Regions from separate parts of the Mus musculus genome. Here region 2 is linked to region 1. A link is a loop called in an ENCODE intact Hi-C map of the cell type or tissue named here. Cell type or tissue: gastrocnemius. All regions are shown on one strand. Links, peaks and the distances in the headings refer to the core of each region. The heading gives the core; the rest is flanking DNA. Region 1 holds the start of Mtmr10 (myotubularin related protein 10). Region 2 overlaps Trpm1 (transient receptor potential cation channel, subfamily M, member 1).

What was found. A loop is a pair of places that touch in the nucleus more often than their neighbours do. Peaks named below come from ENCODE experiments on the same cell type or tissue, not always from the same donor. Only the 100,000 strongest peaks of a DNase experiment are listed, where the experiment ranks them.
Region 2: it touches region 1 in a loop (4-fold over the local background); 3 of 42 quality-filtered maps call a loop at or near these places.

Annotation. Positions count from the first base shown.
Region 1 is chr7:64,277,540-64,293,898 of GRCm38, forward strand. Mtmr10 (myotubularin related protein 10) reads left to right here and starts at 10,131. Exons shown (of 16, transcript NM_172742.2): 1 at 10,131-10,302; 2 at 10,800-10,860. The coding sequence starts at 10,243. In gastrocnemius, for the core only: a CTCF peak has its summit at 9,994; a DNase peak (open chromatin) is centred at 10,034; H3K4me3 peaks cover 3,788 bases; H3K27ac peaks cover 3,125 bases.
Region 2 is chr7:64,174,519-64,190,877 of GRCm38, forward strand. The region is part of intron 1 of Trpm1 (transient receptor potential cation channel, subfamily M, member 1); the gene reads left to right. Among named protein-coding and RNA genes, the nearest start is that of Mir211, 23 kb to the right of the region's middle. In gastrocnemius, for the core only: CTCF peaks have their summits at 4,959 (motif pointing right) and 8,302 (motif pointing right); no DNase peak of the experiment used is centred there; H3K27ac peaks cover 2,557 bases.

The DNA of each region.
Region 1 (16,359 bases), core at 5,044-13,043:
TTGCAGCAAGACAAAAAGAAAATTAGTGGACAGGAGAAGAAAAAGAAGCCCTGCAGCCTGGAATCCAGCTTGCCTTTCCTTCTTGCTGAAAGTGAAGAGACTTTGACAGCACTGGTAAAGCCATAATGGCCTGCAGAGATGTGTATTTTTCTAAAGACACCTCAAATAAAGATATTAAAGACAGTAAATGAATCATGTTTATTTAGGGCCAGAATGCATGTGAACTTGAGGCTTACCAAGTATTGCCACACCTCTCTCATCCTTACATCTAAACAATATACCTCATTGGGCCACCTTATAACTTTACTTACAACTAACAACATTTTTCTTTTAGAGAAGCAAATTAAGCAAGCTGGTTCCCGTGGGGTTTTTTTTCCTTAATTTTCTTAAGTAATTTAAATTACTTAAACTTTAGCTCTGCTTAATCTTTAAGCCTGGCTGTAAATTACATCCTCTCAGCAACATAACTTTGAAAGTCACAGAACCATGAGTGTAGCCATCACAAAGATACCTAAAATGCTCGCATCCGACCTTGTGTTGTATACGCACAGTTGTGCAACCATCTCTCCTACCGTCTGCTCTCAAATCTAAAGTGTGTTCTTGCCCTAATAATAAACGTAATTAACTTCGCTTCACCCTGACTCATCCTGGAATGTCTTTTCGTGGTTTAGATACAGTCTTCGCTTTACTCAAGTGTAGGTCCCTAAGTGGGTCAGGGGGAGCTTCTCAGGCTGTTGGCAGCAATGCTGCACCTCATTTCCCAAGGCTCCCAGCAGGGTTCAGGGTTTGAAACTACTGGCAAGATAGTGTTGCCCCGCTCATCTTGACACCCCCCTGCCCCCGCCATTTGTACTTGGTTTTTGTTACCTCAGCAGGTGTTGATGCTTCCTTCATCCATAGGAGATCAAACATGATAATATGGGTTGGCAAGATGGTTCAGTGGTTAAGGGCACTTGGCACCAAACCTGACACCTGAGTTTGATCCCAGAGACTGAGACAGTGGAAGAAGTGAACTGACTTCCACATATGTATTCCCTCAAGTTAACTAATTAATTTAAAAATATTGTAACATCCCAATTTCATTACTCTTTTGGTTTCTCTGTTGAATGGTTCATGAAGAGGTGATTGCCTTGATCCACTGGCTATGTGCACAGCAAGATGGCTCAGCCTGTGACTCAGAACTGAGTGATTGGTCCCTTGTATGTACAAGGCCCTTGCAAAGTGACTGCTGGTCTCATTTTTTTAAAAAAAGCATTCATGATCCGATGGGCTTATACACACATGTGGTAGAGTTCACCCATCATATTTATTATCTTCTCAAAATTTCTTTCTTTCTTTCACAGTTTAAATATGCTAACTTATTTTCTTCTGGCATAGAATGTGGCCACCAAAAATTGTGATAACAATCTGACTTCTTTCACACCAAACTCATTGCTTTGCTTGTCTAGTTACAAAAATATTCTTCTTATTTTTCTTTCTTAAGAGTCTGAGTGTTTGAGAAGAATGTGTTCCAGTACTGATAAGTCCAGGTTAGTGTTCTCAGTGAAATCTGTTCTTTCAATTTGTGGCTTCAAACACATATTTTAGTGTCAATGAAGTTATTCTTTTCAAGCAAGAATAATTTTAATTATTTTAGCCTACATGCAAAGCAATGTGTTTCATTGTGACATTTCCATACATACATGTCATTACATTTCACTCCTTTTTTGTCTGGACTGATTCATTCCAACCCCCTTCCCCTTCTCACTTATCCCCAAATATTCTCCCCGTCTATTTTTATGTCCTGTATATCCTATTGTCCCACTTAATTCCTCTCCCCTCCTTTCGATTTCCCTCTCCCCTCTCATACTCCCTTCTTACTTTCATGTCAATATGTACATATATGAGAAAAGATACTTGTCATTTGTCCGGTTTATTTTGCTGAACACAGTGGTCTTCAGTTCTCTACATTTCTACAATGCTGTAATTTTATTCTTTACAACTGAATAATATTTCAGTGTTTATGTATATACCACTTTCTTTATCCATCCATTGGTTGGTAGATATGTATGCTGGACACATATCATGGGTGTAATGAACAAAGCATGCAAACATCTCTGTGGGGACTGACTTAAGGGTATTATAGCTGAATCATATGATAGTTCTATTTTTTGTATTTTGAGGAACAACCCCACTGGTTTCCATAGCGGCGGCACTGGTTTACACTCACACCAGAAGTTAAGAAGTGTTCCTCTTTCTGTACATCCTCTTTGGCATTTGTTGCTATTTGTTTTCTTGGAGACAGACATACTGATTGGGGTGAGACAAAGGCCCCAAGTGGTTTTGAATTGCATTTTCCTGCTAGCCAAGGACATAGAACACTTTTCTTTATTCTCTCTCTTTTTCTTTAGAACGTTTTTCAAGCATGTACTAATCATTTGTATCTTGTCCTTTAAGAAGTGTCTGTTCATGAAAAGATTGTTCATTACTTAAGAGAATTTATTGCTTTTCCAGAGAGCCAGAGGTCTGGTCCTACCACCTACATGACCGCTGATGACTATCCAGTTCCAGAGGATGCAATGTCCTCTTCTGGCCTCTGTGGGCACCAGGCACACATGTGGTACACAGAAATATGTGCAAGCAAAACACATAGACACATACATTTTAATTGCAAAAAAATTAAAAGAAGTGTCTGTTCAGTTGATTAGTCAGTTTGATGATTTAGGGAGTATGGACTATTTGTATTTCTTTCTAGATCCTAGATTCTAGATTCTAGGTCAGTATAGTTGGCAAAACATCCTCTTATTTGTTAAGCAGCCTTCTTATGGTGTTTGCTGTCTTTTTTTTTTCTGTGCAAAAGGTCTTTTAATTTTGAAATTGCATTTATTCATTTATTCATATATGTGGAAGAAATGAGTGTTTGTGTACCATGATCCATGTGTAAAGGACAGAGGTCAAGTTGTCCATCCATCATATGGCACCTTGGGACTGAACTCAGGTCATTCGGTTTGGTGGTGCACATCTCCTTTACTTACTGAGGCGCCTCACCAGCTCTGTGCAGAAGTTTTAAGTTTCAAGAAATTCTACTTGCCCAGAGTTATTTTGTGAGCAACTGGAGAACTTTTCCAAAAGTCCTCTCTTAGTATAAAGCTATTTTCTTTTTCTAGTTTTAACTCTGTTGATAGTGATGGATGTGTGAATTCAACTTCTTGTGTATGCAAGAACCATTTGCATTCCCAAAAAACCTAACATGTATGCTATGTCTTTGATGTAGTCATTGTGAAAGTTGGGCTTTTTAAAATTTCCACTGATCATCAGAAATCAATAGAAATGAGACATGACAAGTCATTGAGTATACCTGTTGTACTGACCCACCTGGAAAAAGTGAATTTAAAAAAAGTGTTTCAGTGGAGGGATTTTATAAGCTGATTTTATCATTCAGAACTATACTAAATCATTTTATAAGAGGGTTATTTAATAAGTAAACTGTATTGCAATAGAGAAAATAAAGCACAGTTTTAATGAAAAACAAACAAACAAACAAACAAACAAAAACAGGTCAAACCAGGTTTGGTGGTGCACACTGTTAATCCCAGCACTGGGGAGGCAGAAGCAGGCAAGCCCCTTTGGGTTCAAGTTCTAGGCTGCTACACAGTGAGACTGTATCTCAAAACAAACAAAGCAAAAAGGAAAAGGCAGCCCTTTCATGAAGTGTTTTATGTTTTCTTCTAGCAGTTTCAGGGCTTCGGATCTTAAATTCTTTGATGTTTGAATCGGGTTTTGTGCAGGGGGAGAGAAAGGAATTTAGTACTTTTTTTTTTTTTTTCAAATGAAGATATCCCTGTTCCCGGTATAATCTGTTGAAGAGGCTCTCTCCAGTTCCTAATTGTCTTATTTTCTTTTTATTGTCGCTGTGATAGAATACATGTTTTGAGGCATTCATCAGAGAAGACTGGTCAGACATGGGTTTAAGCCAATAGAAGATCTTTATTAACTAGCCAGTGACTACACTGAGTGTTCAGGATCTTAGTGGAGCAGGGAGCATTTTTCAGGGTGAGCTTTTAAGCACACACACACACACACACAGTCCTGGGGTGACATACTTCAGTTAACAGGAACAGTTAGTCAGAAGAGAAGCTACAAAAGCTAAAAAGCAAGATTGCACTTATTTTGAGACTTTCCCAGAGTCATGTGGGCTTTGAGGGGTTCGGCCTTTGTTTTAGTTTTGGCAGGTAGGTGGTGGTGTGTCTACAGGGTGAGTTTTGCATGGGGTCAGCTGTGCTAAGGTCTGGGGCTCTGTTACATATTTTTTCCTTCTTTTAAGTCTCCTCTTTCATTGGGTCGCATGGAGTCTGCTTCTAGCCTGCCATCTCACCTGGAAGAAGGATGTCTTTTGAACTATAGTTGGTAGTATTTGTGTTGTTTCCTTAACCTATACCCTTCAAACATTCCTCTTCTTCAAGGATAATACACAGTCTTCATACTGGATCTTTTTTATCTGTGTTAAACACCTGCCACTTCATTCTTATGCTGGTTGGATTTTGTCTTTTTTGTTTGTCAACTTTACACAAACCAGGATCATCTGGGAAGAGAAATCTCAATTGAGACAATACTTCATCTTTGGGCAAGTCTGTGGCATTTTCTTGCTTAATGATTTATGTAGGGGGCCTAGGCTACTGTGGAGTGTGCCAGTCTTGGATAGGTGGTCCTGGGTTATATAAGAAAGCAATGTGAGCAAGCCAGGAGCAAGAGAGTGAGCAGCATTCCTTCATGGTCTCTGCTTCCATTCCTAATTCTAGATTCCTTCCTTGGCTTTATCAATGATGAACTACAACCTGTAACTTAAACAAACAAACAAACAAACGACGACAAAAAAACAAAACCTTTTCCTCCCAAAGTTGCTTTTGGTCATGGTATCTTTACTACTACTACTACTACTACTACTACTACTACTACTACTACTACTACTACTATTTTTTTATGTATGTGAGTACACTGTTGCTCTCTTCAGACACACCAGAAGAGGGCATTGGATCCCATTTCAGATAGCTGTGAGCCACCACGTACTTGCTGGGAATTGAACTGAGGACCTCTGGGAAAGCATTCAGTGCTCTCAATCGCTGCGCCATCTCTCCAGCCCAGGCCATGGTGTCTTTATTACAACAATAGAAAGCAAACTAGGGCAGAGTCTTCTTTCTTGTTTGGGGGAAGATTTTAAAAGACATTTGTGTTCAAAGCTGAATGGGATGTTTTATGGGAGCTTGGAAGGTCAGAATGTTGAGAGACATGTGGACAATGAAGACCTGGCTTGTGACATTTCAAAGGGAAGTTGGAGACCTCATTGGGGCTGTTCCTGTGACAATTTTTAGTTAAGAGTCTGGGTTCTGGTCAGCTAAGGCTAAAGAGTCAGCTGTGGTTAACAAGGGACCATCTCCGTTGAAGTAAAAACTTGGTTTTTCGAGATTAATGGATGCTGGTTAGCTGGAGCTGAGAAATCTAATGTTACTAAAGATTGACCCGAATTATTAAGATGAAATCTGGAAGTATTTCCTCGGGGTTAACACAGCAACTGTGGTCTGTGGTGGTCAAGGCTGCATCTCATGCTAGTAGCTAATCATGGTAACAGTCTTCCATATGGTTCTGGGTTTGCTGTCATGGAAGCTGCAAGATTGACAGGAAGTCTGAAGATCATTAGTGAATCCCCGAGGACAGATATGGAGTTGCACAATTTGATTTACCTTGCTAGATGTTGATTTTTGCCTTCATGATCGTTGTACCCTCGTTCTCCCACTTGTAATAAGAAAGTGTTTAACTTTTATTTTATTTTACAGAAACTCGAAGTTGAGAGACTTTGGACTTAGAGATGTTGAGTATTTTAAAGAGACTGAACTTTTAAAATGTTTGAAATGTTCTAAATAGTATGGGATTTTTAAAGTTATATTTTATATTAACCCAAGATTTTGGGGATAAAGAAGAAGAAAAGGTTATGGTTTAATGGTGACAGGTTTGTGTCAAATTGACAAGGAGTCAACTGTGCTTGTGAATTTCTTGTCAACTTGATATAAGCTAAAAAAAAAATGTGTCTATCAGATTGGCCTGTCTACAAGTCTGAGGATTTTCTTGGTTGTTGATTCATGTGGACGGCCCACTGCATTTTGCTTTTTATGTGGGTCCTAGGGATCAAGCTCAGATGCTCATCCTTATGCAGCAAGTACTTACGGACTGAGCCATCTCCCCAGCCTTCTCATTGCATTGCGTTTTGTTGATGTTGTTGTTTGGGTTTTTTGTTTGTTTGTTTGTTTTATTTCAAACCTCGACTCATACTTTCCTGAGACTGTTCTCATGTGAAATGTGCTGTCTTACACTTTTGATCTGGTGTGAGACACTTTTCCAACACATTGTGTTCTAATTGTTCTGTGTTCTCAGCTGACCTTGTCTTGCCTTCCTTCTTGTCTACTCCAGGATGCTTCATCCTCAGCAGTTGTCCTCAGAGTGGACCCTTTTCTGCAAGAGAAGGCTCCATACACTGTTTTCCCAAAGGTCCTTCAGTCCCTGTACTCAGTCCTTCCCTCCGCCAACACACACCTTATAAGGAGCCTCCTCAACCCGACTGGCTGGATCTTCCCGTAAACACCCTGGGCTACTCTGGAGTTCTCTGGATGCCTCACTGATTCCTGACACTGATACCACAAGCACTTCAGGGCGATGAACTTGTTAGCGTCTTATGCTCTATCTTGGGAAGCCCGAGGACATCATTTCCCTTAGATATGTTGCTGAGGCTTCTCTTGGGTGGTTCTGGGGATTTTCTGTTTGTTTCCTCTGCTTTACTGTGTTGTTGTTTTATCTGTTTTATGAGGACTAAAGAACTGTTGTGGCTTGTCATCTTTGCTGAATTATCCTCTCATACACTTTAAAATGCTTACATATTTTCTTGAAAAGCATATACCCAGCCAAAGGCATCATTTTGCAGCCATCAAGTACCGCCGGTTCTAGCCGTGTCTCTTACTTGTATGTACACTGTTACCACAGCCCTAGCTTCTTGCCCATGCAGGGCCACCCCAGTAGTGGCTGTTTTTAAAATACTCAGTCAGGTCACTGTCACTTCTCAGCTCAGTTTCCAATTTTCAAGATCTAGAACCTGGGCTGTTGTTTCCCTCTGACCTCCTCTCCATTGGTTTAGGCTGCTTCAGGCATCCTGGCCTCAGGGGATTCATGCTGCTGACCTTGAGTTTCACCTTTACTCCGTTTAGTCTTTGCTCAGATGCCATCAATGCAGTAAGGCCGTCCTTGATTTAACCTAAATCTTTATTGATAAATACAATTACTCCTCTCCCTCCATTCCTAACTTCCTTTACAGTACCTTTAAACTATGTTACACGTTTTATATGTATATGTACATGTACACACACACATATATATATATACATACATACATATATATTTTTTCTTTCTTTCTACTCATTTCAGTAGAATGCCATGAACCTAAAGAACATTGGACTCTTATGAGTCCTGATTCAGGCCCATCACAAAGCTGGCACTCAATAAAAATCTGTTAACTGATTGAATGAGTGACCAAATAAAACATAAAGTATCTAGCACCCATTAGGTATTCAAGAAAAAAAATATATTCTCTCTTTCTCTGTCTGTCTGTCTGTCTCTCCCTCTCTCTTCTGTCAATGAAAAAAAAAACTGATCTCTCTAGGGAATGCCAGTGTTCTCTAATATAGAAAAATCAACAATGGGAACAGATGTATAATTAGACAAGCAGCTTAAAACTTTAACACAAAAGCCCAAAGCTGGGGATGGTCTAATACACCAAACACAGTAGTGAAGATGAGACTCTAAGAAGGGCCTGCAAAGCCTATCAACAGACTGACTTCTGTCACTCCAAACTCCCAAACACACACTCTGAAACACTGACCCCTAATGAGAACATACTCAGAGACAGGGCCTTAAGACAAAAAAGTCAGGGTGTTAATCAGATAGGCTCAATGTTCTAAGAAGAAAGTCCCCCCTTGTGAGAACATAACAAGGAGGAAGCCATTGGCTAAAGATACTGGGAGCCCTGGTGGGAAACATCTTTGAAGCTGAGTCTGGTAGAGCCTACCATCTACTTGTAGGCTCAAGTTCAAGGCCAGCAACTCAGTAAAACCCTGTCAATAAAGGAGTTGGGGGTTACAGTTCAGTAATAAGTCACCTGCTAAGTACTTGGGGAGCCTGGAGTTCCGTTCAGTTGCTAGCACAGCAAGAAAAAGGGAAGGGAAACTCAAAATCCATCTTTACAGAGCCTTGCTCTTGTGCTTCTCTGACTCCACCACTGAGATAATACATTTTTGTTGTCTAGACTAGGGTGCCTGGAGCAGCCTAATGCAGTCAGAAAGGAATCAGTAGCAGTAGGTCAGACAGTAACCCAAGTGCCTAAGTGGACTAGTACAACTAGATATGCAGAATATGGTATTTTAAAATTATCCAGAAAGATAACAAATCTGGAGTTCCCCCATTTTTCAGTTTTTTTTGCTGACATGCATAAAAGATGCAGATTCTAAGAAAATATGGACAACACCCCCTCCCCCCAAAAGAGCACAAGTGTTTGAAGACTTTTAGGGAATACATCCATTTAAGGTAGAAAAGTAACAGAATCGTCATAAAAGTTAAATATGTACCAGTGTTTTTTCATGAGTAGTTCAACTGAATTTACATGTCAAAATACAGTCAAGTGTTATAAACAGATAAGCTAGAAAGATTCAGGGCTCTGACTCCAGGACAAGCTGAAGAACACACAGTATTAGTGATGTCAGTGCACTTGTCTGCATGATGACTGTGATTTCTGGGGCTCACGTCAGTTTCCCTCTGACATTCATGATAAAATGTTGAGTTTGGACCACTATTTTTCAAAGTATAGGGGCATGGAATACCACTGGCCCCCTCCCACCAAAGTCTACTTCAGTTCAGAGGCACAACAAATCTAGACATACCCTATGCTGTGCTGAAGTTGGACAGCCCTTTGCAGCTAAGTGGCAGATTCTCATTTCCACAACCTACTGTATGAATGAAGGGAAAAGGGAAAGAAAAGAAAGGACATGACTACTCTTTGGTATGGTGGAGGAGAAAGTTTTTTGTAGATAAAAGGGAGATCATAGCCAGAGGCAGAGAAATCTGGGAGAGTTCAGAGTAGACTTGACCATGAGCCATGTGAGGAGAGCAGGGCAGGAAGGGGGAGAGGAGAGAGAGGAAGAAGGTGTAGCAGCCAAGAGGGCAAAAGGTGAAAGAGATCAGTCATTAAATAACCAAAATGACTGGATTTTATAGAGAAGAGCCTCTGGGGAAGGGCAGCCCAGTCCCTGGGTTGGAGAGTCCCTGGGTAGAGGGTTGGGTATGCTAACCATAACAGGTCCCATAAAAGCTAGGGACTAAGGGATGCTGAGAGAACCTGGAAGCCAGGTATGCTATATGTTAAACAGGCACCTGACCTATTAGTCCCAGGGTTTGAAATTTAACAGTGTTTGGTTCCCACCAGCGATGGGGTCTTCTCTCCCTGGAATTCTGTTAACTTACCTGTTGAATAGCATCTTTATAAATGAGGATGGAAAGGGGCGTGGGGAGACAACTTGCTTAATATCCCTTTTCACTTAAAGTTTAACGAGAAGAATAAAATCAGAAAACTAAACTGGGGGTTCTGGTTTGCCAGCCAGTATCATCTGTCCCAGGCACTCAGCACAAGCCAAGCCTCAGAACCTCAAGGAAACCAGTGGTTAAATCAATTGGTAGCAAGAGGTGAAAGAAAAGTCTTCCCTCCTTTAATATAGCAGCCATCGCAGATGCCGGAGGACTCGGGTCCTGGAACAGCAGCTACCGTGCACACTGACCACCACAGGCCATTGCAGCTTCGCGAAGCCGGCATGACCCTCGTGAGTCGCAGTAGGCCTGTGAAATCCTCCGTGACCCCTGCGGGCCTCCGTAGAAGCGCGCTCTCAAGATGGCCTCTCGGGTCCCCGTGGCGCCCCACTCCAGCGTCGCGCTCCGTGACAGTACCGCCTAGAGACTGAAAGCTTTGACTGCAGCTCCGCGCGAGTCGCTTCCGGGGATGGGCGTGGCTCCACCAGGCTCCGCCTATTTCGGGCGGGCGCTCGGCCTGGTCCGTCCCCGCCCGTCAGTCCGCCCGGCGGGGCGGGCCGCAGACCCGGCCTGGGCAGCTGCACCGGGAACGCTGAACCGGGAGACTTCTGACCGGCCATAGGGCCGGGGCGCACAGGCGGCGGCACCATGTTCTCTCTCAAGCCGCCCAGACCCAGCTTCAGGTCCTACCTCCTGCCGCCGGCCCAGGTAAGCGCTCGCGACCCGGCGGGGGGCTCGGGACCCAGACGAGTCGCCGGCAAGCGCGCCTCCCGGGAGCCACGGGCGCAGTAGAAACTTGTAGCGCTCCGCGGCGGCGGCCATTCTCTGGCCGAAGTCCTGCGGTCCCTAGTCCTGCCGTGTGACGAGATCGTAGAACCGTCCGGAGCTGCATTTCTTTCCTTCCTTCGGGGCTGGGCACCGACCCTGCGGTGACTGCCAGATGGTTGCAGCGCTGTGGACACCTCGCAGAGCTTACCTGTCTCATAGCTGTGAATTCTTGAAAGCGGCTTGGGCTGTTGTAAATATGTTTATTGTGAGGCTCTCAAGTCGACGAGAAGATCTTAAAACGATCTCTATTTGGACCTGAAAGAGTTTTTAGTAGGGGATATATGTCTGTTGCATGTGTCATCACTTAGAAAATCTGCCTTAGTATCTTGTGACAGGGCGGTGTTTGGATTTTGCTTTATTTTGTTCCTGTATTTCAGACTGACGATAAGATCAGTTCCGAACCGAAGATTAAAAAGCTGGAGCCGGTCCTTTTGCCAGGTAAATTTCAGAATTTGAATGTGCCTTGGACTGAGATTGTACGGAATGGTATTGTGTAGTTCTCTTTCCCTTTCCATTATTTTTAACTTTCTCCAGAGAGTTGGCTAGACATAATTGATGTTTGTCTCGGAAAGTTTAAAGTACAATAGAAGACTTTCAAGAGAATAACTACCTCATTTCTTTTCTGTCTCCTGAAAGGGTAGTTTTGAAAGATGAATCTAATTGCTTGGGTAGTGAAAGTTCTTATGCTTTCCATATGTGTTACCACCTAATGAAATCATGATTAATAATCCAATCATTTTAATGTGTTTTGATAGTATGAAAAGCATGTCTGTGTTCTAAGATAATGACAAAGCTTAGCAGACATTGACTGACTCTGTAATTGGCTTTTGAAGTTGTCAGCTGTCTGCAAGTTTGCTTCTTTCAGTTTAGAACTTTGTTTCCCAGTAGAGACACTATTGACCTTTCAGGCTGGGCAATTCTTGTGAGAAGCTGTCCTGAGCTGACAGCCATCCCTACCTCTTTGGCCTCTTATCAGTTCCATGATAGTGGTGCCCCCATCTTCTGCTAACTGCTAACATCCTCAGTACAACCAGAATGTCTCCAGGCATCCCCGTGTGTGTGTGTGTGTGTGTGTGTGTGTGTGTGTGTGTGCTCGAGCCTCTTGGAAATCATTTGTTAAGAACAAATTTATCTTAGATGGAGACCTTACAAATAGAAGTAGGGATTCATAGAAAACAGTTTTACAATGTAGAAAAACTATTATTTGATTACTATTTTTGAATTGTGTAGCAATTACACAATAATTAAAGAAAAATCGGTGTTTTAATAAGATTATTGGGGCAAATAACCAGACATTTAGGAAGGCCTATCTATCTTAAGCTTAAATTATGATCAAATACCAGTTTTGTATGTCAGAAAAAAAAAGTCTCAAATTCATCCCTTTAATAAGAGAGTTACGACTTCACAAGTGTGGGAACTTGAAGTGTAGTAGAGATGAACAGTTAAAGCGTCAGCCTTTGGTTCCGTATGGCAGATGCCAACTCTTAAAAGTTCTTGTAGACTACTAGAGTTATATTTTTTCTGGCTTTTGTTAGTGTCTTCTCCTCAGTGTTTACTGATGAACCCTTTCTGCTGGTCCTGAGAGTGAGCTGAAGCAGTACTGAGCAACCCTTGCCCCCGTGCATGCTCCGTGTTGGTATTCGCCACCGTAGGCACAGCAGAGACAGCCAGGGGAGCAGTATGCGTGTTGACCAAGTGTCTGGAAGCTGTTGAACTTTGCCTTCGCTTTGAACTGGTTTTTAGACAGCCAGGTCTCCCCTCAGCAATTCTGTGCTCTGACACTAAAAAACAATGTAGTCCTAACTATAAATACTCAAGTTTTGTTTTTTTTTTAATTAGCTTTTAAACTTAAGCTATGCTTAGGAAAAATGTGATTATGAATATGGTTGAAGAATTTTCTTAATGAAGAATTAGTCTTTGAAATTACTACTAATACTACTACTATTACTACTACTACTACCATTTCTGGGGAAGATTTTAACCCCGGTTCCTGACTGTGAGTAGTATACTTTTCGTAGAAATAGCAGTGTCTTTTGTTCAATGCCCATTAAAAAACTTGCTGACCTGAATGATAACCCTGATTGATGTCCAGTTTTTCTTTGCTCCCTGTTTATCTACAGAAGACTGGGCTGCTCCTGAACTGTAAAGCCTTGCCCCTTGCCTAGCCTCTGCTGTTCTTACCGTCTTGTCCCCACTTTCCCAATGCTCTTTGAGGTTGCGCTTTGGCTGAGCCTCCCATTCTGGTCTCCCTTTCCTGCCTTAACTCTAATGTCAAATCTGCAATTCCTGCTAAAACCCCAGTGGTATTTCTTCGGCCTACAACGTGGTACTCTGCATGTGTAATCTGGAAAACGAATAGAAAGTATTGTGATCTAAGCCTGGGCTAGGGTGATGAGGCTTGCAGCTCGTGGTAGAGTATGTGCTTACCATGCTTGGCGTGCGCAAGACACTGGGTTTGCTCCCCACCACCACAAAAATGACAGTGAGCAAACTATAAAGACCTAAGCTAGAAGAGCACTTTTGACTGAGGGCGTGGCTAATACAGTTCTGCCCTTCATTGCCACTGGGGGCAAGAGAAAATCCTCTCAAGTCTCCTGTGGCTTTCTTTACCCAGGTACAAAGAACAAGAAGTAATTGTTCCGTGATATAGTAGCATACACTGCGTTTTGGCTTACTGCCTTGGGTCCAAGGATATCCTACTACGGTTGCCCGAAGTTTGAACTTTTAATTCAATAAGCAGATGAAAATTAGAACACAAAATCAATTGTTTACTTGTGGGCCTTGATCATGTGCTCCGTTGGGCCTCAATGCCAAGTTTAAAATGGTCCCCATCATTTATTAAGTAAAGAAAATTGAAGAAAATGATGAGTAATTGAATTCAGATTCTGGTTTATATTAGTAATTCTCAACTTTCCTGATTCATGAAGCTCTTTGAGATGAGGATTGTATCAAATATAGCTTTGTGAACCTGTTACCTTAACACAGTGCCTGAAATGTGACACTATGCTATCACTGAGTGAATGACTGGACAGTAGGACCCCACCCTGCTCAAACTGTTACCTTAGGTGTGCCTGCATGCAGAAACCAACTCCTGGATTTAGGAACAAGAGAAACACTGCTATTTCATGCTAGACATCTCCTGAGAATTACATCTGAACCTGTAATTGGAGTAAAGTACTGTGTCAGCTTAGTTACCATCTGAGCCGGCATTCTCTTTGTCATTAGCTCATTATATGAATCCTGTTCTCTTATTGTATAGATGTCAGTCATCCCATGCTTTTAGAAAGTACAGAGTATTACAGTCAAGTCTGTAACTCTGTATGTTATTTGTGTATGGGAACATATGAGCACTATCCAGGTTTTGTGTAGAAGGGAGAGTTTCCTGAAGTATAGTGAATCTGGAGGTTGTGGTCTGATAACCGGTTCCCAGATTCCAGGCAGGGCCTGAGTGATGTTTAGGGTAATTATCTATCTATCTATCTATCTATCTATCTATCTGATTGGTTGAAATCATATTGTCTATCGTGGTGTCAGACCCTTGGGGGCTGGCACTCCAGGCCATTGTGCTCTCAGTCTCAAGTGGTGTTTTCGCTAGGCTATGGTCAAAAGAAAAGTTAGGAATATAGAGCTTTTTTTCATCAGTTTGAAGTAATTTGATTTAAAAATTGCACTGAGATTACCTCCTAACTTCTTTGACATACAAAGTTAGGAACTCTGTTTTGCCCCCGAAATTGTTTTTAGGCATAGACATGGTTTGGAATGTAAACTGGAAACTGTAGGATGAGATTATTGTCAGTACGGTTTAGTGAGCACCGTGTAGAGATGACTAGTTACTTTGTCTGTATAGGTGTCCTCCCACCATCTTTCAAAACACATCTCCTTTTGACAAATTGTTCTAACCCAACTCTACGCAGCCATAATTCGGTCCTCACAGTACAGCTCTGCTCCCACACAGGCATATGTCCAGGTTCACACAAGGAAGGTGTTTGGCAGTGCTGCCTGTATTGTAGTTCCAGAAAATCCATGCCAACGAAGGAAGAACACCGAGGGGCTAGCATGACAGTGCGCAGGCAGAAAATCCATGCCAACGAAGGAAGACACCGAGGGGCTAGCATGACAGTGCGCAGGCCTTTGGGCTTTGCTGCCCTTGATATCCAGCTAACACAGAGCCACAGAATGTCCTCCTTGCTAACCTTGCTCCAGGCATGCTTCTGATACCTGAGCTTGAATCCTTGGCTGATAAACCTTATAGGTCAATCCTCACAACAGCTCTGTCAGGCAAGGTACTAGTTTGTCTTCAGTTGACAGGTGAGAGAATTCCTAGCAAGAATTAAGGAAGCTGCCCAGTGTTGCATAACCTGCAAAGGCAGAGATTCTCCTGTGCCTGCCTCCCACACTGTGTGTGCTGTTAGCCACTAAGCAGCACGGCCCACCTCGCTCCATTGGTGACTTTCACAGTCAGGTTTTTGCTTTGGAACTGTGGAGGGCAGCCTGAAAGCCAGTCAAGAGAAGATTCTTTTCAAGATTCTGACTTGAAAAGAGCTCTGCTTTCCTCACGACAGTGACAGATTTTGACCCAGCTTGAAGAAGAACTTTCAATGTCAGCTGCCAGAAAGAAAGTGGAATGTCTTCAGAGGTAGTGATTTCCTGTTGCTGGCCTTGCTGAGGAGTGGCTGGTAGAGTGCCACTGGCTAGCTTTGTGTTTGGGATGTAAGATTGCAGTGATAGGGCTCCATGACCTTTGCCCTCCTGCCTCCCTGAGGTGGGATCTTTTGAAGCATCCTGGAGGTGGGAGGAAGAAGATTGAAATGCAGTGACTAACTATAATGGATTTCTTTGTTCAGCAGGTGTGGAATGTATGCGAGTGTTGCTTGGCAGAGGGTTTTGGTTTGTTTTTGTTTTGGGAAGGTGGTGGGGCAGATAGAGTCTGCCCTTACACAATGTCTGATCTTTGGGGAAAGTGCCGCAGTGGATACCAAAGCTCGTGAGGGCCCAGGGTAGTCACCTAAGTCAGACCTGGGGCTCACTATGGACTGGCAGCAAGCTTTCCCAGGGAATGTTTGTGATCTGAACTTTGAGTGTCAGCTAAGCCCAGGCCACTGCTCTGAAAGGCCTGCGTCGGCTCAGCTCATTCTTCTCTTTCCCAATACAGAACCAAAGGCACTTGAGTTACAAACATTAGCTGGTAGGTCGGTAGCGCATGCCCTGACCAACAGTTCTCTTGTAGTCAGACCAGGGCATCCGCAAAGCTGAGAACATGTAGCTATCCTAATTTATACATATTCATTGTTTGTGCTGTTTCGATATTGTTCTTGTCTTCTGCCTCACCCTAAGTCTCATTTCCTCTGTTGGGTTGTAAGCCACTCTCTGGCAAAACATAAAACAAAACTGTCTCTTGACTCATATAATACCCATTCAAAGATGGCTACCTAGATGACAGACTGATTTTACTTCCACAGTCCCAGGCTTGACCATCACCTGGAGGCATCCTGTGTTTACAGCTGCCCATTTCTTATGCTCCTGCTAAGAACCTCAGGCCAGCATGATGCTAACTCTTCATACAGTCTTCCCACTGGTGCTTAAACGCTTTATTAACTTCTTAAATAAACTCTACCTTACTAATTTGTGTGATCCCAGGCACTGATGCTTGTTTCACTTAGTCGGGCCCTCTGCTGCCTCCCAGATACTTTATTCATGATTTGGGTCTTTGTTACTCTGACCACACACTCTGTACATCACTTTCCTGTTCACTACTGCATCCTGGTCCTTTCCTAAGACCTGCACTGGAACCCTGGTCCTGCTCCCACTGTGTGCTGCTCCCACTGGGTGCTGCCCTTACTGGGTATGATACCTGCTGATAGGCCTTTTTTTGTGTTGTGTATGCCCTGTAGGGTTACTACCAATGGCAGTACCACACATTTTGTTTACCTAATACAT
Region 2 (16,359 bases), core at 3,943-11,942, 100 kb before region 1:
ATGCATGTGAGTGTGTGTGTGTGTGTGTGTGTGTGTGTGTGTATAAAAAACCCACAGAATAAAAGTTGACCTTCAAGCTAAATATTGAGTGATCACTGCCAGGAAACAGACTCGAGTTTCTTCCAGTACTATGTCCACTTCTCAGTTACAGAACAAGGAAAGTTATAAAGCAATTTATTTACCACATACATTGTGGGGTTAGGTAGGAGGGTTACAGCAAAGAGTGGAACTCTACTGTAAGTTTCTGATGACATTCTTGGGTTTTGGATCGATGGAAGCTAGTGGTCTGCTAGGAATACTTAGTAAAGGTTTGATGGCCACAGGATGTTAGATTAAACACAGTGAGCAGTGGGTGGCTTTCAAAAGGGCTGAAAACAGCTTAAGGTGATTAGATTCTAGTCTGTAACATTTTCACTTTCCTTAACCTTGATGGGTAGCTTGTTGACTCATTAATATCGGTGCTGGATCTGTCTCCCTCCCTCTCCCCCACTTTTCTTTTGGGAACTTCACTTCTCACTTGTCTTTGGCAAGTCTTTTTTTGTTAAAAGGGCATACAGGATCATGGGATGGTAGAGAATGACGTGGGGTATCTTGCTGTGGACAATGGGGTAGGGAAGCCTGCTGGAGAGGATGGAGTGGAGCAGCCGCTCTGTGAGGCTGGCTTTTTCCAGCTAGCATCCACTATGTTCACTATTAACTACAGTCATATATGTTGAGGCCTTGTCTTCTTTGAGCGTCTCTGTTTTTTCTACCTGTTATTTCTACACATCCTTTTTCACATTTTTATTGGTAAAATCACTGTATTGTAATAAATGCACAAATAAAAAGTATCATGCAGACTGTTTAAGGTAGTCACTCAAACGCTTGACAAACCTAACTCTACACAGCTCAATGAGCTTCTTTACAGCCAGAACGGCTACTCTGAAGCCATGGAGTTTTAGTTAGCTCACCATCAAGTATATCTGATTCACCTGATCACCACAGAGAAAGAAAAAAAAATGGCAGCACTGAAGCTAGAAGAAAAAATAGCTTCATATGTTCTTTCATGACCCATGTATCTGTTTGCCTGCATTCCACCCTTCTTCCAAAATAATATTAAGTACTGTCTTAGTCAGGGTTTCTATTCCTGCACAAACATCATGACCAAGAAACAAGTTGGGGAGGAAAGGGTTTATTCGGCTTACACTTCCATACTGCTGTTCATCACCAAAGGAAGTAAGGCCTGGAACTCAAGCAGGTCAGGAAGCAGGAGCTGATGCAGAGGCCATGAAGGGATGTTCTTTACTGGCTTGCTTCCCCTGGCTTGCTCAGCTTGTTCTCTTATAGAACCAAGACTACCAGCCCTGAGATAGTCCCACCCACAAGGGGCCTTTCCCCCTTGATCACTAATTGAGAAAATGCCTTACAGTTGGATCTCATGGAGGCATTTCCTCAACTGAAGCTCCTTTCTCTGTGGTAAGTCCAGCTGTGTCAAGTTGACACACAAAACCAGCCAGTACAAGTACCTAGAAGTAAGTCTATCCAAAGAAGTGAAAGATCTCTACGAAGAACTCTTCAAGTCACTGAAAAAGGAAGCCAAAGACACTAGCTGATTTTTATGTCCCCAGACTGGCAAAATTAATATTGTGAAAATGGCCATATTACAAAATTAGTCTACAGATTATTTTTTCATTTGTTTTTATGAGGCAGGATCTCTATATAATCCTGTCTGTCCTGAAATTCACTATGTAGACCCGGCTGGCCTCCAACTGACTGAGAGTTATCGGTCTCTGTCTTCCAAATGCTAGGATTAAAGTTATCCATCACCACACAACCTACTCTACAGATTTAATATATGACCATCCAAATTCCGATTTCATATGTCTAAAAAATATCCAGGAATTCCTGTGAAACCACCAGCAATGAGACATAGCAAGGACAGTTTTGAGGAGTGAGAACACAGAGGTATCACAACACCTGCCCTCAAATCATACCCTGCTAGAGTGATGAGGATGACCCCGCAGTGGCCTGCAAACAGCCAAAACCACGGGACAGAAAGATACCTGGGATTACACTGACAAACCTGTCTCCATGGAATCCTTAACAAAGGCCACAAGTGGAACAAAAGAACCCAGTCAACAAACTGAAAAGTGAGACAAGAGCCAGATCCTTCACCTTGTACAAAAATCAAAAAGATCAAGAACACCAGCTCTAAAACACCTTAAACACTGAAGCTGCTGGAGGGAAACACAAGGGATGCTCTTCATGACTTTGAGACAGGTGAGAACTTCTGAACAGAACATCAACAGTGCAGGGCCCTGCCACAGGCATAAGAGAAGGGCTGCATGAAATTTAAACATTTCTGCACAGCAAAGGAAACAATAAGCAGAGTCCACAGACAGCTCACAGAATGGAGGACAATCCACACCAACGGCACTGCAGACAAAGGGTCAATATCTCGATTTTACAAAGCTCTGCCGAATTAAACACCAAGGAAATAGAACTTCCAATCAACAAATGCGCTCACTTGTACAGGACGTTTTCAAAAGAGGGAAGAGAGATGCCCTGTATCTGTTTAAATTTCCCCTCAATATCCCAGGTTCTTTCTTGGGCCACATTGGGTCTGACAGATTTCAGAATAAAAGAGAAATTCCACTTAAGTTTTCAGAGAGGCTGGGTTGCCCAGAAGAAAAGAGCTTTCCTCACTGGGAGAGTCCCCAGTAGTACTCCAATAAATGCATATATATTAAGAGCCTCAAGAGGAAAACCTACATGCAAGTTGCCTAAATTCTGTTTACATGGAGAGAGGTTTTGCAAAGGCCCAAGCTTTGACTAGGCCAGTTTTATTCTGGTTTGCGTTTATTTGCCTAATTCTTGTTTTCTAAACAGAACGGGGGCAAAGTTGGGGTGAGGAAGGAGGATGGGGGAAGGGAACCATGATCAGACTACATTTTATGAAAAAAATTATTTTCAATAAAAATAAAGCCCTTCATAAAAAAATAATAACTTAAAAATACCATTCCTTGAATTCTAGAGGAGGGACCATTTCTGAGCTAAGGATTCTTCAAAATAGATGGCACTCCTTTCATTTTAGCCAAGGTAAATCTGTCTTTTGGGAAGAAGGAGCCATGGACTGTGGAAAGGAGAAAACTCTGCTAAATGAAGGTTCCAAGGCTCAGGGAGAACTGGGGATAAACTGTCGACAAACTCTTTAACCAGATATTCATATCTAAAAGAAACCAGAGAAGCAGACGCTTTGGGCCCGCTGAGATGGCTCAGTGGGTGAAGCTGCTTGCTGCCAAGTCTGAAGATCTAAGTTTAATTCCAGGGCTCTACAAAGTAGAATGAGAGAGCCAGCTACAAGTTGTCATCTAACTTCCATACCCAGGCCATGGCAGGTACACACACACACACACACACACACACGCACACACACATATGCACAGTCAACCAATGTAATAAAATAATGGAAGAGAATAGAATACCAGAGCATCTTGTGCTGTGTCCTGGTCTTGAAAAGCAGGCCCTGTATTCCTGCAGTTCTTTGCTCACACTTGTGACCCATCAGCAGCCTCCAAAGATGCTCAGTGGAAGATTAAAATGCAATGTATTTCTAATTTTAACAAGAGAGACTCGAGTAACAGTGTTCTATCCTGGCCTTTCATGTGATTTACTGAGCGCATCCAGATATTTCTTTGATGACTGTTCCTGATTGTCAACTCGACGACATTTGGAATTAACTAAAACCCAAGTGGCTGGGTACATCTGTGCAGGATGCTTTCTTAATTAAATCATTTGAAGTGGAAAGATTCGCTTTTAATCCAGATCTTTTGAGGTGGGATGATCTGCCTTTAATCTGAGCCACACCTCCTTCTGGCTGCCTGAATAAAGACCTGGAAGAAGGAAGCTTGCTCTTTTTGCCTGCTTGCCCTCACTCTTGCTGTCAAGTCTATTTTTTCGATGGCAAGTCCATTCCATCACTAGCCATTGTTGAACTAGCTTTACCATATTCTCAAAAACCACTTTATTAAATCACACACACACACACACACACACACACACACACACACACACACACAAAATTATTCTATCCTGCTCTTCTACAGAATCCTGACTAATACAGGGTCATTTTTCTTTAAAGGTTATTATTCTCTAAATTGAGATAAAAATTCATATTTTAGGAGTGATCATGCATTACTCAAAAAGGAGGGGACTGGAACAAGACTCCCATGATGGTTTTGAGTGCTCCTCTTTATGTACAATGCATGGACCAGGAATCATGGCTTGTCTGAGAGTACCGACCCCCAGCCCCTGAGCATCACAGCCTCACTATACAGCACGGGCAGCAACAACAGTTCATGATGGTGTGTGTCTTAGTCAGGGTTTCTGCATGAACATCATGACCAAGAAGCAAGTTGGAGAGGAAAGGGTTTATTCAGACTACACTTCCAAATTGCTGTTCATCACCGAAGGAAGTCAGGACAGGAACTCAAGCAGGTCAGGATACAGGAACTGATGCAGAGGCCATGGAGGGATGTGACTTACTGGCTTGCTTCCCCTGGCTTGCTCAGCTTGTTTTCTTATAGAACCCATGACTACCAGCCCAAGGATGGCACCATCCACAAGGGGCCCTCTCCGCTTGATCACTAATTGAGAAAATGCCTTACAGCTGGATTTCATGGAGGCATTTCCTCAACTGAAGCTCCTTTCTCTGTGATAACTCCAGCTTGTGTCAAGTTGACACAAAACCAGCCAGTACACTGTGCCATGTGTCTGTCCCATGCAGTTAAGTGCTGCAAACCAAACAAGTGTGCAGGCAAAAATAATCTCATATGGCTAGTTCCTGCCCAGATCTCTTCTCTGGAACATAGACATCTTGAAAGAAGAAAAAGCCACATTGGCTTGTCTGTAATGAGACCCACATCCACATTCTGGGAAGTTCATGACAGCCCCAAGTGACTGAAGAAGCATGAGTCCTGGTGTTCCAGCAGAGGGCAGCCAGCACAGTGACACTGGGACTTCTGCCACTGACTGACTAAGGATGGATGAGATGGTGGAAACATGGTGAGCCATCTCTAAGGCTGTTTCCTTGGAACATCCTGAAGCTCCAGCTGTGACCCTTTGTTGTAATAGAGCCCAGGGCCTGCCCTCATGTGCACCGGTTCTATGCACTTGAACCCTGTGGGGCGGCGTGGACAGAGCTCCGGCCCAGGACACTCTTTTGCGGCAGCCACGACTGTTATCTTTATCGTAGAGATTATCCTACAAACTAAAGCATATTAAATGCTTGGCAGGTCGTTCACACCAATATGTCAGTTATCCCAGAGAACGGCATCTGCCAACAGTATGACATAACTCTCTGAAATGCAGGAAGAGAGAGAAAAGACAGAGGGGAAAAGAAAAAAGGAAAGCAGTACAACCTGAGAGGAAGACACTGTCCACTTGAGGTCCACTCGTGGATTCTTCCACCATTGATTGGTTTTTCTAGAATGTGCATCCCCCAAGCACACGGGTTAACACAGCTACTGCTAGTCTGGAGAGTGTGGAGGGCTGTGTTCCAGGTGAAGGATGCTGCGATACTAAATTATTGATAGGCTTGGATTCCTTTGAAGAACGGCCTGCATTACTTTGCCTGGCAGATGCTGTGGGGTCTCCCTCCTGCTGAACTAGTCTTCTCTCTGGAAAGACCCCCTGGTCCTCAGACAGAGAGAGGAGTTCCCAAAGCCTGATTTTTTTTCAAATTTTTATTAGATATTTTCTTCATTTACATTTCAAATGCTACCCCAAAAGTCTCCTATACCCTCCCCCTCCCACTTCTTGGCCCTCCTCTGTACTGAGGCATATAAAGTTTGCAAGACCTAGGGGCCTCTCTTCCCAATGATGGCTGACTAGGCCATCTTCTGCTACATATGCAGTTAGAGTCAAGAGCTCCGGGGTGCTGGTTAGTTCATATTGTTGTTCCACCTATAGGGTTGCAGACCTCTTCAGCTCCTTGGGTACTTTCTTTAGCTCCTTCATTGGGGGCCCTGTGTTCCATCCAATAGATGACTATGAGCATCCACTTCTGTATTTGCCAGGCACTGGCATAGCCTCACCAGAGACAGCTATATCAGGGTCCTTTCAGCAAAATCTTGCTGGCATATGCAATAGTGTCTGCGTTTGGTGGCTGATTATGGGATGGATCTCCGGGTGGGGCAGTCCCCAGATGGTTCATCCTTTCATCTCAGCTCCAAACTTTGTCTCTGTAACTCCTTCCATGGGTATTTTGTTCCCTATTCTAAGGAGGAATGAAGTATCCACGTGTTGGTCTTCCTTCTTCTTGATTTTCTTGTGTTTTGCAAATTGTATCTTGTGTATTCTAGGTTTCTGGGCTAATCTCCACTTATCAGTGAGTGCATATCAAGTATGTTCTATTGTGATTGGGTTACCTCACTCAGGATGATATCCTCCAGATGCATCTATTTGCCTAAGAATTTCATGAATTCATTGTTTTTAATTGCTGAGTAGTACTCCATTGTGTAAATGTACCACATTTTCTGTATCCATCCTCTGTTGAGGGGCATCTGGGTTCTTTCTAGCTTCTGGGTATTATAAATAAGGCTGCTATGAACATAGTGTCGCATGTGTCCTTATTACCAGTTGGAACATCTCCTGGGTATATGCCCAAGAGAGGTATTGCTGGATCTTCTGGTAATACTACGTCCAATTTTCTGAGGATACCCCCCCCTCCAGACTGATTTCCAAAGTGGTTGTACAAGCTTGCAATCCCACCAACAATGGAGGAGTGTCCCTCTTTCTCCACATCCTCGCCAGTATCTGCTGTCACCTGAATTTTTGATCTTAGTCATTCTGACTGGTGTGAGGTGGAATCTCAGGGTTGTTTTGATTTGCATTTCCCTGATGATTAAGGATGTTGAACATTTTTTTCAGGTGCTTCTCAGCCATTTGGTATTCCTCAGTTGAGAATTCTTTGTTTAGCTCTGTACCCCATTTTTAATAGGGTTATTTGAATTTCTGGAGTCCATCTTTTTGAGTTCTTTATATATATTGGATATTAGTCCTCTATCTGATTTAGGATTGTTAAAGATCCTTTCCCAATCTGTTGGTGGCCTTTTTGTCTTATTGACAGTGTTTTTTGCCTTAGAGAAGCCAAAAGCCTGAATTTTTAATTTCTGAAGATCTTATTGTCTCCCAGTTGGGAAAGTATCTGTGCTTTTATTTAGTCATCCCCAGGAGAACCAGATAACCTGAGAAACCACCAATGGTGTGGGTCAATCTTCCAACTGCTCCCTCATCTAGCCACTCTTAATTGCCTCTTGTAATTTTCCTAATTCAGAATCAAAGATTTTTAAAAAAATAATAATTTATTTATATTTCATGTGCATTGGTGTTTTGCCTGCATGTATGTTTACGTGAAGGTGTCAGATCCTCTGAAACTGGAATTACAGACAGTTGTGAGCCACCAGGTGGGCACTGGGAATTCAATACCTGTCCCCTGGAAGAGCAGCCAGTGTTCTTGACCACCGAGTCATCTCCCCAGCCCCTCGACCCCTCCCCCCCACAAATCAAACATTTTGAAGTTACCACTTGGCTTCCTTTGTTCATGATATGATTTTACTTTAAAATAGTCATTCCCGCTTCTGCTCTAGAGTCTCTGATCACTAGATGAGACATGGAAGGGCAATGGAAAGGCATCTTGTTTAATATGTAAGTAAATTTCAAATAGGAACTACCCCTGCTGCCAGTCTCAGGAGTAGCAGAGTTCTCTCCCTCTCCCTCTCCCTCTCCCTCTCCCTCTCCCTCTCCCTCTCCCTCTCCCTCTCCCTCTCCCTCTCCCTCTCCCTCTCCCTCTCCCTCTCCCTCTCCCTCTCCCTCTCCCTCTCCCTCTCCCTCTCCCTCTCCCTCTCCCTCTCCCTCTCCCTCTCCCGTCTGCAGAATAAATCTTGTCAGTTTTGTGATAGCAAAGCCAGACGAGGAAGAAAATCTATAACTAAACTATATGGAAACACCATTCTTTATTTAATTAATTAATGTATTTATATCCCAAATGCTACCCCCATCCCATTCTTAAAGAGATTTGCAAAAGTCAGTCTAAAGTTAAGCATTACCCCTGACGTGAAAGGCAAAAGCCCTCAGGAACGCTGGTGGAAAGCAGCCCCTATGCAGCAGGGCACTCGTATTCATTTGCCCTCCGTTGCTCATTTCTAGAAGCCCCATTTCTAGGAGCCTAACCTGAGGATTACTGGTAAATATAAAAAGACTCATGGAGAGATTTCGGGTTGCAGTGTGGTTTTTAAGAAGGAGGACTACCTAAGTGTCCTCAAGAGGGCACTGGCTCCATCAACTTCCCTGAGAGTCATTAAGAGGGGACCAACACCAGCAACCTCAATACACTCACCCCAAAATCACAGATCATGCGGAGCAATGCATAGAAACTGGGGAATTTTTACCATCTCCTGAAAAAGAGACACCGATAAGCCCAAGAATGAGGCTGGGAAGGAGTGTGAAGGAGAGGAGATAGACCTGTGGGCATATTGAAACTCAAAAGAGGACCAAACATTTCTCAGGTTTACTTGTGGAGAAGGGTGGGGAGGTGAGGAGAGGAGATACACAGTAGCTAGATTCTGCAGAATAAATCTTGTTTGCATATTTGACTTTACAGTAATGAAAATATTTCATTTAAGTTGAACTCAGATTTAAATCTAAAAGCTAACTCATAAAAAAATCAAAGAAAAAGTAACTTTTCTGTGCAACAAGTTTGTAGAATCACTGGAAGAGAATTATTTTAAAGAGATTCAAAAGAACATTAAGAGTCTTTTCCTAAAGTTGAGAAGAACAAGAAAACATTCAAAACTGCTTTCAGTAGTTAGCAGCAACGCTGGTATGGTTTCCAAACTGTACCCAGGAGAAGGGGAACTGTGCTAACATCATTAGGAATGAAACTTTCAGAGGAAAGGGACCAGGGATGTATGTAGCATTATGGATGTTAAGTCCCCATATTTCCAAATTTGAAGTCAAAAGAAGGCAAATGAATTGGAAAATCATTTTGAATTCATGAAACACTTCAACATCATACAAATGTGCGCACATGTGCGCACACCTGAGTTTAGCTCCTGGTACCCACAAAGTGTGGAAAGACCACACACACATTCACACTCAATAACACACTCACACACACTCACACATACACACACTTGCATGAACACACATTCATACACTCAAACACTCACACAGACACTCACACACACTCATACTCATTTACACACTCACACACACACACTCTCACACTCTCTCTCTCTCTCTCTCTCTCTCTCACACACACACACACACACACACACACACACACACACCTTGATCCATCTGCCTTTTACACTTTCTTTCTTGGGCCAAGAACTAGCCCAAGAAAAGAAGCAGACACAGAAACCAGGGTTACTCGGGGAACGTGTTCAAACCCACAAATTTGTACTGATAGTAAGAAAGGAGAAATATGGTCTCCCTGGGATGAGACGAAGGATCCAACTCCGCAAAATAAAAGCTCTCTCCCTGCCTCTGCTATGTAACCAGATCTGACCAGCACAGCCTTCTTTTTTGAGCTAGGGAGTCCAGTGCATTAGAGATCCACACCCACCGAGTTCTGTTGACTATCATCTAACCTGCAGCTTGCAGGCCTTGGGAGCACTCAAGATCCTCCAGTGACATCAAGCCCCCATCTTTCAGCCATGCCGCCTCTCCTGACCACTCCCTGGCAGATTCCTTGTGCCCAGGAAGTACCCCGCCTCTCAAGCTCAGCTTCTACCCGTCCAGGCAGATCTGTAGCAGCCTATTTAATACATTCCTCCTGCCCCCAGTGCAATTTCCCAGTGGAACTGAAAACTCATTGCCTAGAAAGAAGAGGCAGACCTGCGGCCGGGCTGCTGTGGTGTAGGCCTGCCATTCTGGGTCTGTACCCAGTTCAGTGTCTGGGAAGCCAAGTATTGGTCCACAGTTCCTGACCCATAGCACAAAGGGTTCCAACCTTTGGTGGGCACAGAGCTGGAAGGAACTAAGGAAAGAGCAGACTCTCTAGTACCTGGCCTGGCTGGGCTGCCCCCAGCTGCATCCTCTGGGGGAATTTAGACTCCCTGTGCTCCTGGATACCTGCTAGACTCCTGCCACGGTGTTCTACAGCCTACTGGTTATAGGAACATCTCCAGCTCCAGCCTGTATCCCATCCTCAGGGCTCTATAGTGAACAGAACATCCTAAAGTGTGCAGCCGGGCCTGCTCCGGTTCCCACACTCTCTGGGCAAGTCAGCCACTCCCTACCCTCGGTGTCCCCTTGTGCAGATGGGAACCTGTCCAGGCATCCCACCCATCTACAGGTATACAAGCCCCTAGTAAAGCAGAGAGGGGTCTGCTCCCAGGAGCCCCCACTACCACCTGTGCTGAAGAAAAGTCCAAAGGGATACATATCAAGGGGCCTTTCTGGACTTTCCTTCTAGCAGGCAGAGAAAGCATGCCAGAGGCTAGGACACATGCAGGTGTGTTGGTACAGCAAATCCACAAAGCTCTCACTGTGGTGGCCACTGTGACCCCAGTCAGGCAGATTGCTGGTGGAGTGGAAACAGAATGGGATCAGAAGCTTCACGTGGGCCTGAAAGTCATGTGGGACTCACCCAGCGTTTGCCGTCGGAGTCGTCGCAACCTCTGGCCCAACTCTGACCAACTTAAAAAGGCTCCGCAGTAATTGGAAGCACGTGGCTCCTCTTCCTGGCTCATGAGGGCTGGGGCATAAGCTGCCTGCCAGTGGGGGCTTCTGAAAGAATGATTATGCCCAATTGTCTCAATTATGCAAAGTGGGCTGACATTTGCAGCACTGAAAGGCCTGGCTGGGGCAGGGGAGGTGGGGACCACTTCAAAGGGAGGTGGCTTTTGTGCATACCACGCTGAGCAGCCTGGGAGCCAGGTCACGAGGCTGCCTCTGTCTCACGGGGATCATGAGGACCGGGCATAGGCACCCACATGCTCTTCATGTGGGCTGCTCCTCTTAAAGAGTGAGCCCCCCTCATTCAGCTTCCTGCCTGGGCCCAGGAGGAGGCTGAAGGAGGCTAGGCTGCACCCTTCCCGCTTGCTCAGCAGCTGAGGCAGGTAAGTTCAGTGACAGAGTTTGGCTCTTTCAGCCCCTTGCTCCTCTCTGCAAACGTGGCTTCAGGGCCTTCTGGGACTGGGTACTAGATCCAGACTGAGCCTGGGTTCCCAGAGGCCTGACTGGTTGATTGGCAGAGAAGAAGGTCTGTAGGGTTGAGAACTGGCTCGATACTCTGAGCTTCCCTGGGCAAAGCTTCTCCATGCGCATGCCTGGGATTTGCTGGGAAACCCCAGCTTCAGAGCTGGGCAGCATCTCCCTCTTCTAGTATCTTACCTCCACCACTTTCTTCTGGGGAAACAGACATCTTTAAAAGCCCCAAAACATTGAAGTTCACCGATGGGTGAGAGTGTGTACATCAAAGCCTTCAGCTGCAGGAATATTGAACTGTTAAAGTTTAATTAGGCTCAGGGGAAATCTGGGTGAAGGCTGTACTCCCTCTTATTGATCACCTCACAGCAGAAGTGTGGTCAGGACTCTAGACATGTCCAACAGCACGTGCCAAGGCCAGCAATTCCACATGGAGGACTCTGTCTGGAGGAAATGACCTGAAGGTATGAGGATATTCACCCAGCACTGTGTAGCACAGTGCAACCCAGGCTCATCCAGGGACAGAGGATAGACACATAATCATGGTCTATCCCTATAAAATATCACAGGGCACTTTAAATGACAGAGAAAAAGGTACGTCAGCCTTGTGCAGAACAATCGTAGCTTTGGAATTTGGATTGCCTGTGCCTAACCACATGTCTAATCTATTCGTAGAGAAAAGGCAGGAGCGAGCAGGGGCAAATATTATTAATTGTCCTTTTAGGATGCGGCCTTGGCAGCACCTGCTTCTTTGAACCTTTGTAAGTCTCACTTTTTTTTTCCTCCTGTAAGTTTCGATAACAATTTTTTAAGCCAAAGTATGCATGTTTTCAAACCACAGCAATCTACCTAAATAGTGGGAGGAGGACACTGTGCATAGAGTGGACTCGTGCTTATGAGAATGAAGGTAGGAAGAGAGGAGAGACTTGAGCCCTGTCTGAACTCAGTGCAGTCACAGGAACAAGGCCCCACCTCCACACAGGAGGAAGACGGGTTTGACTGGGGAAGAGTTGTCTCTGGCAGTGTTGCCTGACATTTACAGTTATATTTGTAGTGTAAGTTGGCCACTCTCTGCAGCTTATTTTAGACCCCAGAAAATGTCACTGGAAATGTCAATTCATGTCACGTGTGTTTGCTATAATTGTTGTTTGCTTGATTACTTTCTAGAAGTCTAGAGCTTGATTTGACTCTCTAACTCCTAAGTTCATGAATGGTGCAAGAAATGGAGTGGGCCCCAGACATTTGAGCTTGCTTGTCAACCCCCCCCCCCCCCACCCAGTGAGTGGAAATAGATTTTCCAACAAGCTATAAAATAAGTCTCTTACTTGGGGGACAAGGTGTTAGATGGTTTTGAAAAATTCTTCTTCCACTTTGGCTGAATATTTTTTTTCAAGATATTCTGGAGACACACAGAGAGATAGAGATAGAAACAGAGCAGAGACAGAGAGAAAGAGACAAATGGAGAGAGAGAGAGAGAGAGAGAGAGAGAGAGAGAGAGAGAGAGAGAGAGAGAGAGAGAGAGAGAAATTGAAGTTAGAGTCTGGGCCTGGATCTAGAAACTGGAAGTCCCCAGCTAGGAGTAAGTGGATCCCTATTCACCAATATCTTCTGCAACCTAAAGGAATTCAATGTCTAAAAACTCAGTTAGAAAGAATAGCCTGCCTGGTGTTTGCACACACCTGCAATGCCAAAACTTGAAAGGCTGGGTCAGGGTTCATGATCATCTAAACTACATGGTGAGACTGTCTCAAGCGGGGGGGGGGGGGGGGGGAGAGCAGGTTCAGCTATGGACTGCCACTATGATTAATGCCACTTACAAAAAATGAATAAATGAAGTCAACTTCAATTCTATAGGTTTTGAACTCAATAAACATGTCAACACCTAAAAGCTTATTTATGAGATACTTCATGTCAGGATTCTCGGGTTTTTGAAATCTTGCAGACTCTGGGGCACACCTGACCATGGTGAATGGCTGTGTGGTGGTTTACCCTGTCCTCAGTATATCTCAGCTGAGACCATACGCAAGGGCTCAGCCATGTTTCTGCCATGCTAGACAAATCAGTTCTAGTTCTTTCCATTTCAGCAGGGATGTCCCAGTCAGGGCGGGGCAATCTCAAAATCTCTTATTCTCAGCACCCGGAGCAGTTATGAGTCTATATTGCTGCCCCAGCAGAAAGTGGCTTCTCTGGTCAAGATGGAAGGCAGCATTGATCTACGAGTACAAACATAAATATAAGGCAGTTTAACGTGTTCATTTAGCAAAACAACAGCAGTAGGTTCCCCTTGGGCCCTCTGACTACCTGAGTCATTGGCTTTTGAGCGGTTGTGCAGTACCAGGCATGAGTTCCCTCCCCTGAAAGAGGCCTCAGTTCTGATCAGAAAGCAGTTGGCTCTGCCCAGAGTCTCATGCTACTGTTGCACCAGTGGGCATGTCTTGCCTGGCAGGTTGACATTGTAGTCTAATCCAGCACTGGATAAGGCCAGTTTTTTCTCTCCCACTGGCATGCCCAGCACCTTCCAGTGCGGTGAAAACTAGCTGGCAGGGATGGTTTCAGGCCAGTTTCAAACTTCATACCTTATGTCCTGCAACCAAAAGCTATGCTACCTTCCTTTGCTCCTTCTCAGCTAGCTTGTCTTTTTGCTGTTGAGTGGCAAGACACCCTCACATGATCTAGGTACTAGACCCTCACCACATAGATTATTTGAGAATATTTCCTCCTGCTCTTCAGGATGCACCTTTAATGCGCCTTTATGCACATTTCTAACTTAATGAAATCGTTTGTCTACTTTCTGTTGTTGTTCATGCTTTGGTACCATTTAGACGTGCACTGCCAAGTCAAGATTTAGTCCCACGTTCCTCTTCCTTCTAAAAGATTTATGGTTCTAGCTCTTACTTCTAGGTCTGATCCCATTTGAGTTGGTTTTTGTGAGGGGCATGAGGTAAGGGTCTAAATTTATTCTCTGGTGTGTGAAAATACAACATTTTCAGCACTATCAGCACTGAGAGAGCTTGACACCCTCATTACACATCAGTTTCCCATAGATACATAGGGTTGTTTCTGAACACATTTATCATTGCAATTTTAAAAATCCTGTCTTGAGCATCAGCCAAGGGAACATTATGATGGAGTAATTAATAACCAAAACATCGTTTTGGTTATTTGTATTGTTTATGGTTTTGTGATGGATTCTAGGCATCTGGAATTAGACTATTGGTGGTGTTTCTTGGGGTGGATATTTGGTCTTGCTTTGTTGAGTAGAGGCTTGGAACTTTGCTGTTACCCAAGCTTGTCAGATGGTGGGCCAGATAAATGGCACTTGAGGTTCAGTCTTCGAGCCAATCTGTATTGATGTGAAAAAGGTGTCAAAAGTGGTCTTAACTCAGTATAGGCACATCTTCTGAACCCAGGAGCAACCCTCAGTAGGCTTAGAAGGTTTGTGTGTGTGTGTGTGTGTGTGTGTGTGTGTGTGTGTGTGCGCGCGCGCGTGCGTGTGTGTATGTTTTGAGACAGAGTTTCTCTCTGTAGCCCTAGCTGTCCTAGAACTTGCTCTGTAGACCAGGCTGACCCCTAACTCACAGAGAGTCACCTGCCTCTGCCTCCTAATGCCAGGAGTGCATCACTACCCAGCATGCTTAGAAGGCTCTTGCTGTCAATCTTCAGGAATGTGTGGAAGGCTCATTAGTGGTCTTTAGGTGGCAGAGGCTGGAGTCACAGTGAATGGTGCTTTGTGGAAGTGTGGATCAGGATGCTGTACCATCTTCTGGTGGAGATAGGTAGGGTAGAGGCCAAGCTGGTGGTTCTTATCTGGATTCAGGGACACAGGACACCACGAGGCACCAGGCATCTTGATATGTGGCATGACTGGGTCTGAAGATCTCTAACTAAGGATATAGTTGTCAGGAATTCACATGGTTCTGAGGTGGCACCATGGGTGGGTGGGGTGACTGGAAGGCAAGCAAGGGGGAGTGAGTCCAGGGGTCCCTGCTTCTCTTTCTGAATTTGAAATCCTCTTTTCTTGGTCTATGCCAGGTGTGAATTTTGGCTGAAACTGTGAAACATGAGTTCTCCAATCTTGTTCTTTTTGCTTTCCAAAGATTCACAGTCTATTTATCCATTGAAACCTCCTTTGAACTTGGGCATCAGCCCTGATTTTGTTTCTACAAAATAGGTCCATAGAATCTCCACAGGGTTGCCTCGAATCTGAGCATTGCCTTGGGTTGTTTTGCTATCTAAGTTTCCATGTTGGCCAAATAGAATGATACAGGTCTGCCATTGCAGTTCCCAGAAGCGAAAGCAGATAAATCACAAGTTCAAAACCATCAAGGCTATGTAGCAGGTATGGGACCAGTCTGGCAGCCATGAATCCTTGTCTCAAAACAAACACTAAAAAGGTGCCTCATTCGATCTCCCAGTGAGCAAAGAAAGATTTCTTCCCTTGCCTTTATCATTTTAGCTTGCTTTCTATTGCTGTAGTAAACGCCAATTACCAAAAGCCATTTGGGGAGGAAAGGGTTTATTTGGCCTACACATTGCTGATGGAAGAAGCCAAGGCAGGGGCTCTAGTAGAGCAGGAACCTGGAGGCAGAAATTGAAGCAGAAGCCATGAAGGAATGATGCTTACTGGCTTGCTCCCCATGGCTGTCTCAGCTTGCTTTGTTATAGAACTTAGGACCACCTGCCCAGGGGTGGGGCTACTCACACTAAGCAGAGCTCTCCCATATTAATCATCAATAAGGACATGATCTACGGGCCAACTTTATGGAGGTGTTTCCTCAACTGAGATTTTCTTTTCCCAGATATATCTAGTGTGTGTCAAGTTGACAAAAGCTAGCCAGCATAATATACTCCTTGTCAAGTTGACATACAACGTTTCACTGTTACTATAAGCCTTCCTTTCTTGTTCATCCCTAAGATCTCATATTAATAATGTTATAATATAAAACATTCCAACTTTTAAAAGTCCCACACTCTATAGAAATTCAAACACTTTAAACGTTCAGTTTCTACCCTGTACCCCCAAAACCCAATACAAACAAAAGTTCAGTCTCTTTAAAACATCCAATGTCTCTTTCAAAGTTCAAAGCCTCTCTAAAACTACAGTCTCTCTAGAAGTCCAAAGTCTCTTAACTGTGGGATCCCATAAAATAAAATAAAAAGTTACAT